2 separate regions of the Homo sapiens genome follow, and region 1 is linked to region 2. A link is an interaction called in ENCODE POLR2A ChIA-PET data of the cell type or tissue named here. Cell type or tissue: Panc1. All regions are shown on one strand. Links, peaks and the distances in the headings refer to the core of each region. The heading gives the core; the rest is flanking DNA.

Region 1 (4,828 bases), core at 593-4,592, 750 kb after region 2:
CAGGGTGCCAGCAGGGTTGGATTCTGGTGAGGGCCTCTTCTGGGTTGCGGAGAGCCACCTTCTCCCTGTGTCCTCGCGGGGGGTGGGGCGGTGGGAGAGGGCAAGAGAACTGCTCACTGGGTGCCTTTTAGAAGAGCGCTGAGCCCATCCATGCGGCTCCATCCCCGTGGCCTAATCCTCTCCCCACATCCTCACCTCCCAACACCAACCTTGGGGGTTGGGATTTCAATCTGTGGATTTTGGGGGGACACAGACATTCGGTTCATTGCAGTGGTAATTAAGTTTAGCTTCAAAGTTATTTAAAGCTTGGGAAGAAGAAGGTAGGTCCCGCCTGGCCCTAGGATGCGGGAAGGCTGGACTGGGGGGGCTACCACGGTTGTTTTGTCCCCACACTTGGGGCTGACACATTGGATGCCTGATTGGAATCAGGTGAGAGGAGACAGAAAACTTTGTTCTGATCAAATAACAGATGGATCCCAGGGTGGGAAGGAATAAACGGCAAACCACAAGGGCCCAGTGAACCAGGGAACACACAGCAGCCTCTGGAAACGAAGGGGTTTCCTGGGGAGAAGGCAGTGGATGCTGATTGGTCAATATTACAAGTCCAGCCCGAGCCAGGTGCGCCTGCAGATGACCTCCCGGAACGTTCCCAGCCCATGGAGGCAGGTGGGTATTGCACGTCCAGCTCGTGCTGGGCACACCCGCAGATGACCTTCCAGAATGTTTGCAGGCCGTGGAGGCAGCTGCTGTGGTGTTGGCTGCACTGTGTCCAGCAGGTGCCTCGTGTGCCCATCCCGTCATTCCTTTAGACTTGTCTGCAAATTGTGCTCTCCTTTCTACTGTGCACATGATGTCAGGCTCTGGCTAGCTCCACCCTTGCTACTGAAGAAATAGATGTGTTTGGCCGGGTGCGGTGGCTCACGCCTGTAATCCCAGCACTTTGGGAGGCCGAGGTGGGCGGATCACCTGAGGTCAGGAGTTTGAGACCAGCCTGACCAACATGGAGAAACCCCACCTCTACTAAAAATACAAAATTAGCTGGGCATGGTGGCACATGTTTCTAGTCCCAGCTGCTCAGGAGGCTGAGGCAGAATTGCTTGAATCTGGGAGGCAGAGGTTGCGGTGAGCTGAGATCGTGCCATTGCACTCCAGCCTGGGCAACAAGAGTGAAACTCCATCTCAGAAAAGAAAAAAGAAAAAAAGAAAAAAAAAAGAAATAGACGTGTGCTTTGCTTTTGTTTATAGCTTTAAAACTTTAAAAAATGTTTAAGCTTTGTTGTTCTTTGTTATCTGAAAGGGAAATCAGCCTTCAGGCAGAATGGCCCTGAGACTGCAGGGATCCATGTGTAGCCCTGGCTCTTGACCTCCACCTGATCCGGCCGGGCCCTCTGCCTTCCAAGGTAAGGCTCCCAAGGCCAATGTGTGGTGTGTGACTCTGCATGGCACATGGCTCCTGTGTGGCACGTGGCTCCCATGTGGCACTGGCTCCTGTGTGGCATGTGGCTTCTGCATGGCAGGTGGACCCCATGTAGTCCCATGTGGTGTGTGGCTCCCACGTGGCATGTGGCTCCTGTGTGACGTGGGGCTCTCATGTAGCACGTGGCTCCTGTGTGGCATGTGGATACCATGTGGTCCCATGTGGTGTGTGACACGTGGCTCCTGTGTGGTGTGTGTCTCCTGCGTGGCATGTGGATACCATGTGGCATGTAGCTCCCGTGTGGCACATGCTCTTGTGTGGTAGTCTGGCCTTTTTTCCTGTTCTCCAGGCTCAGGGCTGGCTCAGGCTGAGGCAGGTGAGGGTGGGACCTGGGATCAGGGGTCCCGGGGGTTTGTGGGTGGCCTCTGAGGTCTGCCTCATTTCCATCATCTTCTCTTATTGGTCACTGTTTTGTGTGTTACTGAGAACCACCTACAAGGACAAGAACAGATTCCAGAGAATGCCTCTTCCTGGACCAGGGAAAGTGCGGGTTCCAGCGAGACTTCTGAGAAGCGTCACGTCCTCTGATGAGTCACCTGGCCTGCAGGTTTCAGGGACCCATTTCCAGGATTTCCTGGGCTCGACAGGCCCCATGAGCCCCATTTCTACAATCGGGAGTCTGTGTCTGTTGAGGAGGGGTGGAGGGAGTTGTATTCTATGGGTATATGAGGAAAGGCTAAACAGGATAGAACCTGGAGCATAAAAATGGGCTTCTAGGAAATGGTGTAAGCTAAAGAGAAAAGTGAAAGAAAACTCTCCCCTGGAAAGCTACAAATAAACAGAATAAAATGAGTGGAGTAATATTCTCCGGGACCTGTTCTTAGAGAAATTCTCTGGAAATGTTTTAAAGTGAAATTAATACTTCATACTACCTTTAATGTAAGCATGATTTGTTTTTAATGTTATATTAAATGTCAATTTGCAAAAAAGATTCCGTAGGTACCAAGGATCCTGCTTTTCCCAGGTAAAGGCAACCTGACCATGTTGGCTGTGTTTTAATTAAACCTGGGCCCCGGCCAGAGTGGCTCCCTGTGCAGGGTTCTCATCAGCAGAGGCTCTGTGCTCACGGGTGAGTGGAAACACGTTCATGGGAAAAGACTGGAATTAAATTGTCTTCCTGGGCGGCCCTGCATTGGTCAGCAGAGGTGAATCCCCTGCTTCCCCCTTTGGAGGGCACTTGGCCACTCCTCCTCCACTCTTCCCCTTGTTCCAGAATTTCTAGGCTCAGCGCTGCAGTGGGACCCTGAGCTGAACAACCCGACACCCAGGCTCTGCTCCAGCGAGGCCTTGCTGGTTTCGCTGGCTTCCTCTAGGACACCTGCACTCTGAGTCAGACTCCGCTCCCCAGAAACAGCCCCGGGACCCTGGGAAAAGGCACTGGCCAGGGAGGTCACGACCTTGACCAGCTGACCAAGTGCAGGGCACAGCTTGGCTGCCAGCCAGAGACTTTGCCTGGGGCTGTGTGTGCGGCTTCTGTGTTCAGGGAGGAATGAGTCTCATCTCAACCAACTCAGAAGCCAGCACTGCTCCAGCTTTTATTGCAGGAGGATTCCGGAAACTTCCATGACCTAAGGAACGTGGGTAAATGCAACAGAGGAAACAGAAGCAAACCAGGACAGGCCGAGAAGCCAGGCGGGAGAGCTGTGGCCTGCCTGGGCTCACCCTGACACCGCACAAGGAAGCACAGCCGGACTAGCGTAGCGAGGGCGCCCAGGCCTGCCCTGCACCTGCGGGAACCACTTGGGGCAGGCTCCTGTTTCGTGACACAGGCTCCTGTTTCGTGACACAGGCTCCTGTTCCATCCACGGGCAGGGTTGGCCCCGCGAGGCCCACAGACATGGGTGGAGCTCCCTGAGGCACCCTTGCTGGGTACTCCGGGTGCAGAAGGAGGCGTTGGACACTGCAAGGCCAGGAGGTGAGGTGCTGTCCAGGCCCTGCCATCATTTTCAGCAAACCTGCAGAGCTGCCCTCTGCGCCCCAGCCCCCTGTGTGAGGAGCAGAGACGGCTGTGCACCCGGGAGGCCAGTGACGCTCCTGGACGCAGCATGGGGAGGCTGGATGCATAGGGTCCAGGGCGTATGCATCCTGCTCCTGGCCCTGTTCCTGGCCAGGCTGGCTGACCCTCACTAGCCGCTCCACCTGGATGCTCTGGGGGCACCAGACCCAGCCTCTCAGAGGGAAGCAGGGCCAGGAAGAGGCAGGCACTGGCCAGGGGCTCTTGGAGAAGCGGCCCTGAGAGTAGGGGCCAGCCCATGCCAGGCTGGGGCTGAGGGTGTTCAGCTCTGCCCTGGAGTCCTTGACCTTTGTGGGGGCAGCCCCTAGACCCCAAATGTCCACAGCGTCTGCCCCTCCCCAGGGTGCCAAGGATGGCTCAACCCAAGGACAGCAACTGACCTAAGGCTGCTGGTGCCCAGTGGACTCTGACGTGGGCTGTATGCATCAGTGAGTGTATGTGAGGGTGTGTGAGTGTGTGTGTGTGCAGGAGGGCAGTGCGTGTCTGCTGCTTCCTTGTGTGTGCATGTGTGAGTGGTGCCGTGCATGTCTGCTGCCTCCATGTCAGTGTGCGTGTGCCTGTGAGAGTTGCCTCTGTGTGTGTTTGTGTGTGTTTGAGTGGTGCCATGTGTGTCTGGTGCCTTTGTGTGTGTGTGTGTATGTGGGTTACCATGTGTGTCTGCTGCCTCCTTGTGTGTGCATGTGTGTGTGTATGTGAGTGTGAGAGTGGTACTGTGTCTGTGGCCTCTGTGTGAGTGGGAGTGTGCGTGTGTGTGTTTGCATGTGTGTGTGTGCTTATGAGTGCTGCCATGTGTCTGCTGCCTCTGTGTGAGTGGGGGTGTGCATGTGTGTGTTTGCGTGTGTGTGTGCTTGTGAGTGCTGCTGTGTGTCTGCTGCCTCCATGTGAGTGGGAGTGAGCGCTGGAGCATCTGAACTCCTGGTCCCCCCAGCGGGGACTCTCCCGCCTCCTGTTGGAGGACGCCGGATGGGTGCTCCCCTGGGAGGGATGAGGCAGCCTGTCTCCAGCCCTGCTTGCACCAGTGCATGCACATGGACCCCCTCAACCTTCCCTGAAGTCCAGAAGGGAGGCCTTGCTAGGGATCCTGTGGTTCCCCTTCCACAGATCTCAGGGCTCCTGGAAAGCCCAGGAAATTCGAGCACACCAAGGAACAGACTGTGCCCCCTCTGCTTTCCAGGCCTCCATGCATTATCCTCCTAGACTCGGGGCCAGCGGGGAGGGAAGCGTCCTCAGCCTCAGTGGCAGATGTGGAAATGAATGATTTGCTGGAAAACACAGAGCTAGTGGATGGTAGGGCTGGGGTCTGAACCGTCGTCGGGCTGAGTCCACCATGTGTGACT
Region 2 (4,828 bases), core at 343-4,342:
GGGGCGCCTTCGAAGTAGGGAGGGTACGGGGGCAGGCTTCCGGCGGGCAGCGGCGGCACGAGGGGCGGGGGTGGCTCGGGGCGGGTGGTCTCGGGGGGCTGAACCCCGCGGGCAGGAGGGGGGGAGCTGGACCCCAGCTGCATCACCTCTGCATCCCCCTCCTCGGGAGCCCGGCCATGGCTGTCGTTGACAGGGGACTCATCGACCTGGGGCAGCGGAGCCAACGGGGGTAGGCCAAAGAGGCCGGACCTGGCAATGGAGAGAGAGAAACCACAGTGAGAAGGGACCCTGGCACATCTGCCACCCGCACCAGCCCCCAGAGCCAAGGCCCCCGACCCATGCTCCGGCAGGTCTGGGCAGCGAGCCATGCCCTGAGTCCAGGGCTGTATTTCAGGACGGTAAACCAATGCCCATGCTCCCTACGTATGTCCTGGGTTGGACACAGCAGGGCAAGACATGTGCCTTCCAAAGCCAAGCAGCATATGGCCGGGAGGTCAGCTGCTTCCCTGGCCAGAGACAGGCCCAGAGGCTCCGAATCTCAGTCCATGGCCCCAGGGGACATGTGGACCCCAGCAGGAATGCTCCCAGGAGGCCTGACCTGGCCCGGGGAGGGGTCTGGCTGCTTGTGACCCATGGCCCTGGACCCCAAAACTCAGGCTCCTTGCTCACAGGCTCAGCCGTTCCCTCCTCTCCGAGGGGCTGGGGGACTCAGGGAAGACAACCCCTAGGGCCAGGCAACGCTTCAACCCCCAAAGCAAGCCCCTGGAGAAAGCTCCCTGCAGGAGCCCAGAAGAATGCCGTCCTGCAGGAGCCCTGGAGAATGCCGTCCTGCAGGAGCCCTGGAGAATGCCGTCCTGCAGGAGCCCTGGAGAATGCCGTCCTACGGGAGCAGGGTTCCAGGTGCATGACGTGTGTCTGGGGTGGGGCTGCGCGTGGCCCGGGGCTGAGCCCTCTGGAGATGGCCCAGATGCTTTCAGTGGCCCCGAGAGAGCCCTCATCCCCATCTGCCCACCTGGCACCCTCAGGTCCTGCCCTGCTGGGCCACACGAGCTGCAGGGGAAGGGGCACAGGGGGCAGGAGCAGCCACTGCTGGGGGAGCCACAATTAAGGCCCCGCGGCTGCCACAGCCGGGACACCAATCCCAGTTGTAAAGGCCTTCTCATCCTGGGACTCGCTGGGCCGGGCAGCCTGCGCTTAACGGCTAGTGCCCAGCACTGTGCGTGGCTTTGGGGGATTTGTCCTCAGAAGCAGCTCACGTCCTAGAGTGCAGGCCACCTCGCTGCACGGGCACCTGGCTGCCCCATCATTCTCGAGGCCCAAGTGCAGCCAATGTCCCCGAGCCCTGTCCCCTGTTGGCCTCATCCCGCCCAACAAGCTGCTGTGAGCGCGTCAGGAAAACAGTTCTGCGAACGCTGATGTTACCACAGACCATGGAAAACGGGTCCACAGAATCCACGTTTCCACAGGGAACACGCGTAACTGGTAACAAACCAGATGCAATTTTCAAGACCGCTCTAGCTAAACCAGAGAAAAAAGAGAGGGAGATGGAGAGAAAGAGACAGAAAAGCAACACAGCATTGCGACTCGCCGGGGAGGGCACAGCAGTGGCCTTGGGGCCTGTGAGGGGATGAACACGGGGCGGGGGGTTCTGCTCTGTGGTGGGTGGGGGTGGTCAGAGTGAGCGCCACCCGCCCCATTCTCCTCTGGCCAGGCACCGCTGTGGGGCCTGCAGCCACGGGCTAGCAACGGCAGGAGCATCTCTGGAGTGCGGGCTGGGCCCCCTGTGCAAATGGTCTCACTGAGCCCTGCAGCAGCCGTGGGAAGCGGGCTGCCTTCAACTCTGATGGGCTAAGACTTTCGCGAGAAAGGGAGGCCAGTCCCGGGCGGTGCCCTCACCAGTCCCAGCCAGGTGCTGGCGCCAGGACCGAGGAGCACAGACCCCATGCACCCCGGGGGCCAGCGGGCCACACCTGGCCGCTCCAGCGTTTGTGAAGAAAGTTTTACTAGCACACAGCACAGCCCCCAGGTTCCTTTATACGCTGTCCGTGAGCCAGGCCACAGTGGGGCCACCCAAGCCGGCGACTTTCACTTACAGAAAAGGTTTGCCAGAGTTAAGCTGTGGAAGATGAGCCTTTGCCCAAAACCAGCCCCCACCCCCGCCCAGGGTTGCAGGCTGATGTCTCCAAGTCCCCTGGCCTCATAGCCAGAACTGGCCTCCGTACCCAAATCAGCAGCCAGTTCATCATCTTCCATGAGCACCTTGTGAGCATTTAATACAGGCTGAGCATTCTGAGAACCAACTTCGTGTGCTCACACAGAAGCACGTCCATGTGCATGCACACTCCTCACGCTGGTGCACACGCCCGCTGGTGCACGCAGGCACCCTGAGCTTCTGGGCCAGCATGCTTACGGCCCCTTGCTGTTGGGGGAGCCAGGAACCCCTCCATAGGACCCAATGAAAGGGCCTCAAATGAGGGCAAATGAGGGGATGTTGGCAAGGAGAAGGCCTCCCATGGAGCAGAAGCATCCCTGCCAGAGGACGGTGGCTACGACAGCCAGAGGGAGGGGGCAACCCCACTAGGGCTGGGGAACATGGCACCCTGACCACTCGGGGTTGTGGACTGGGCTGAAGGTGCCAGGACCCTGAGGAGGCCCCACAAACGGAGCCAGCCCCATCCCTTGCCCCAGGATCTTCAGCCACAGGCCAGGGGTTAGTCCCTTCCCAGGCAGATCAAATGGGTGGGGGGCAGCCTGAGCTTTGCCATCCCCTTTGGGACCCTGAGTCACACCTGCATCAGTGCCCAGGGACTGGACAAGCCAGCCCTACAAAAACGGCCGGTGACCCTGGCACGTCAGGCAGCCATACTTCCTTCCTGGAGCTGCCGCCCTGCCCAGGCCGCACCCCAGCGCACTGGTGGGTAAACAGGGTGGGAACAGAACAGGGTGGGAACAGCTCACTCCGCAGGCTGGGACGGGTAGGGGAACCCAGCCCTAGGGATCTTGCAAAGCCAACAGCAGAGCCCCCAGGCTGCTGGGACCTCGGCTCCTGCCCTCCTTGAGCAACCCCATGAGATACAGATCACAGTCTTCCCATTTCGCAGATTGGCCAGTGAGGCCGAGCGAGACCAGGGAACGTGCCTCCAGGCTGAGTGGGTGGGTACCCACGGGGGTCTCCAGGCACGGGGACGGCGCTGGCACAGGGAGAACCTCAGTGGCTTATCCTGGACCCTGGGACGTGAAGAGTGGTCCTTCTGGAAGTGCACAGGTGCAGTGTAGTTCCCCACACACCCACCCCCTAGGGACAGGGGCCCCACTGGCCTGGCTGTGACCCACAGGTAACACCGAGCCTTGGCAGGTGGGAAGATGGAGTGGCCCTGGAGCTAGATGGGCCTGCTGGGTCCAGGCTGCCCTTTTAGAGCCATCCGCTGGGCCTTGCCTGTGGGGAAGGGAAGGACATGTGGGGGCCCCATGGGGGCCCTGCCTGTGGGGAAGAGGACATGCGAGGGGCCCCTTGAAATAAGCCTCACGCGACATCCTTGCGAGCTCAGGGACAGAACAAATAACCTTTGCTTTGAGAAAGGGCTAGGGAAACTGAGGCAGGGGTGAGACGCCCTGGAGTCTCTAATTGCAGAACGGACCAGACCCCAAAGCAAAAAGTACGCCAGTGCCACTCCCAATGGCACAGCAGTGTCCTGGCAAGGACACGGGGGCCCTGGAGACCAGGCCTGAGGTCCTCAGCCAGACACAAGTGGCCGAGCCTTAACTCAGCCGTGGCGGCCCTGGGGCCTCGCCTGGATGTCAGGCTCAGCCAAACTCCCAGAAAGGCCCAGGCCTGAGGTCTGCCCGGGACCATGGCCGGGAGGAGCACAGCCCTGGCTGCCTGCCCAAGCCCCCTGCACTCGCTGGCAGCGCCTCCCCACGGCTTCCCCATTCTACAGACCAGGGCCATGAGATGGCAGATGCCCACATGGCAGCCCCCTGCCTGGCCTCCCGGGCCCACATTCACCCTGGACCTTCCTTCCTCACTCTCTGATCAGGAAAGGACACCCTGTTGTGGCCTAAAGAGGTAAAGAAAATGCGGCTCCTGGAACAGGAACAGGCAGCCTCAGCGCAGCGCAGGACAGCCTGAGTCTGGCACCCAAGGCCTCGGCTATGCTCCAGTGTCAGTCTAGAAAGCGTCTGCAGTCTCCCTGTAGCCCTGCAGACACCCACAGCAGGACAGCATGCGGGAAAAGGGCGGGCAGGTCAGGCCTGCTGGGGGCAGTGGGGTCTCCCCAGGCCAACTCTCTCAGGGGTTAGGGAAAAGCAGGCTGGCAGGAGAAGCCACAGGCTAGACACCAGGGGAGCGCCTCCTCCAAGGCCCCACAAGGGGAGCCTGCCTCACCCTGTGGGCACCTGCCCCAGGATCTCCAGGGGAGAGCAGGTGGGGCCAGGTGGCCACGGCCGGCCCCCTGTGTCCTGGACTCAAGGGTTTATGAGCCGTCAGCATAGTCCCTCTCTAAGCCCTGTGGGGCTCCCCAAGTAGCACAAGGCCAGGCCCCCACCCCACACCCTCCTTACCCACTCACTCAGATGCCATCCCCTCGAGACGCTCCGAAGACCAGCCATGCTAGCCAGGCCTCCTGGTGCCCTGGCCTTCAATGCACTAGGCCTGTGTCCCTCTCACTCCCCAAGGGCAGGGGGCACAGCCTATCACCACTGCAGCCCTGGCCCAGGTGCTCCCCCGCTTGGTTGTTGAGTGAATCATCCCAAGAGCAGCCCCCAGCAGTGCAGCCTCCACCTGGACAGGTGAGCCCAGGACAGAGCTCAGGGTGCCCTTCTGCCGGGA

What was found. Peaks named below come from ENCODE experiments on the same cell type or tissue, not always from the same donor. Only the 100,000 strongest peaks of a DNase experiment are listed, where the experiment ranks them.
Region 1: POLR2A ChIA-PET joins it to region 2 with 5 read pairs; 1 of 35 experiments calls an interaction of 5 or more read pairs at or near these places.

The regions. Positions count from the first base shown.
Region 1 is chr10:131,653,373-131,658,200 of GRCh38, reverse strand. No RefSeq gene overlaps it. Among named protein-coding and RNA genes, the nearest start is that of LINC01164, 130 kb to the left of the region's middle. In Panc1, for the core only: no CTCF peak of the experiment used is centred there; a DNase peak (open chromatin) is centred at 2,938.
Region 2 is chr10:132,400,047-132,404,874 of GRCh38, reverse strand. It overlaps PWWP2B (PWWP domain containing 2B), which reads right to left. Exons shown (of 3, transcript NM_138499.4): 2 at 1-249. Among named protein-coding and RNA genes, the nearest start is that of PWWP2B, 5.3 kb to the right of the region's middle. RefSeq lists an enhancer at 3,332-4,108. In Panc1, for the core only: no CTCF peak of the experiment used is centred there; no DNase peak of the experiment used is centred there; H3K27ac peaks cover 675 bases.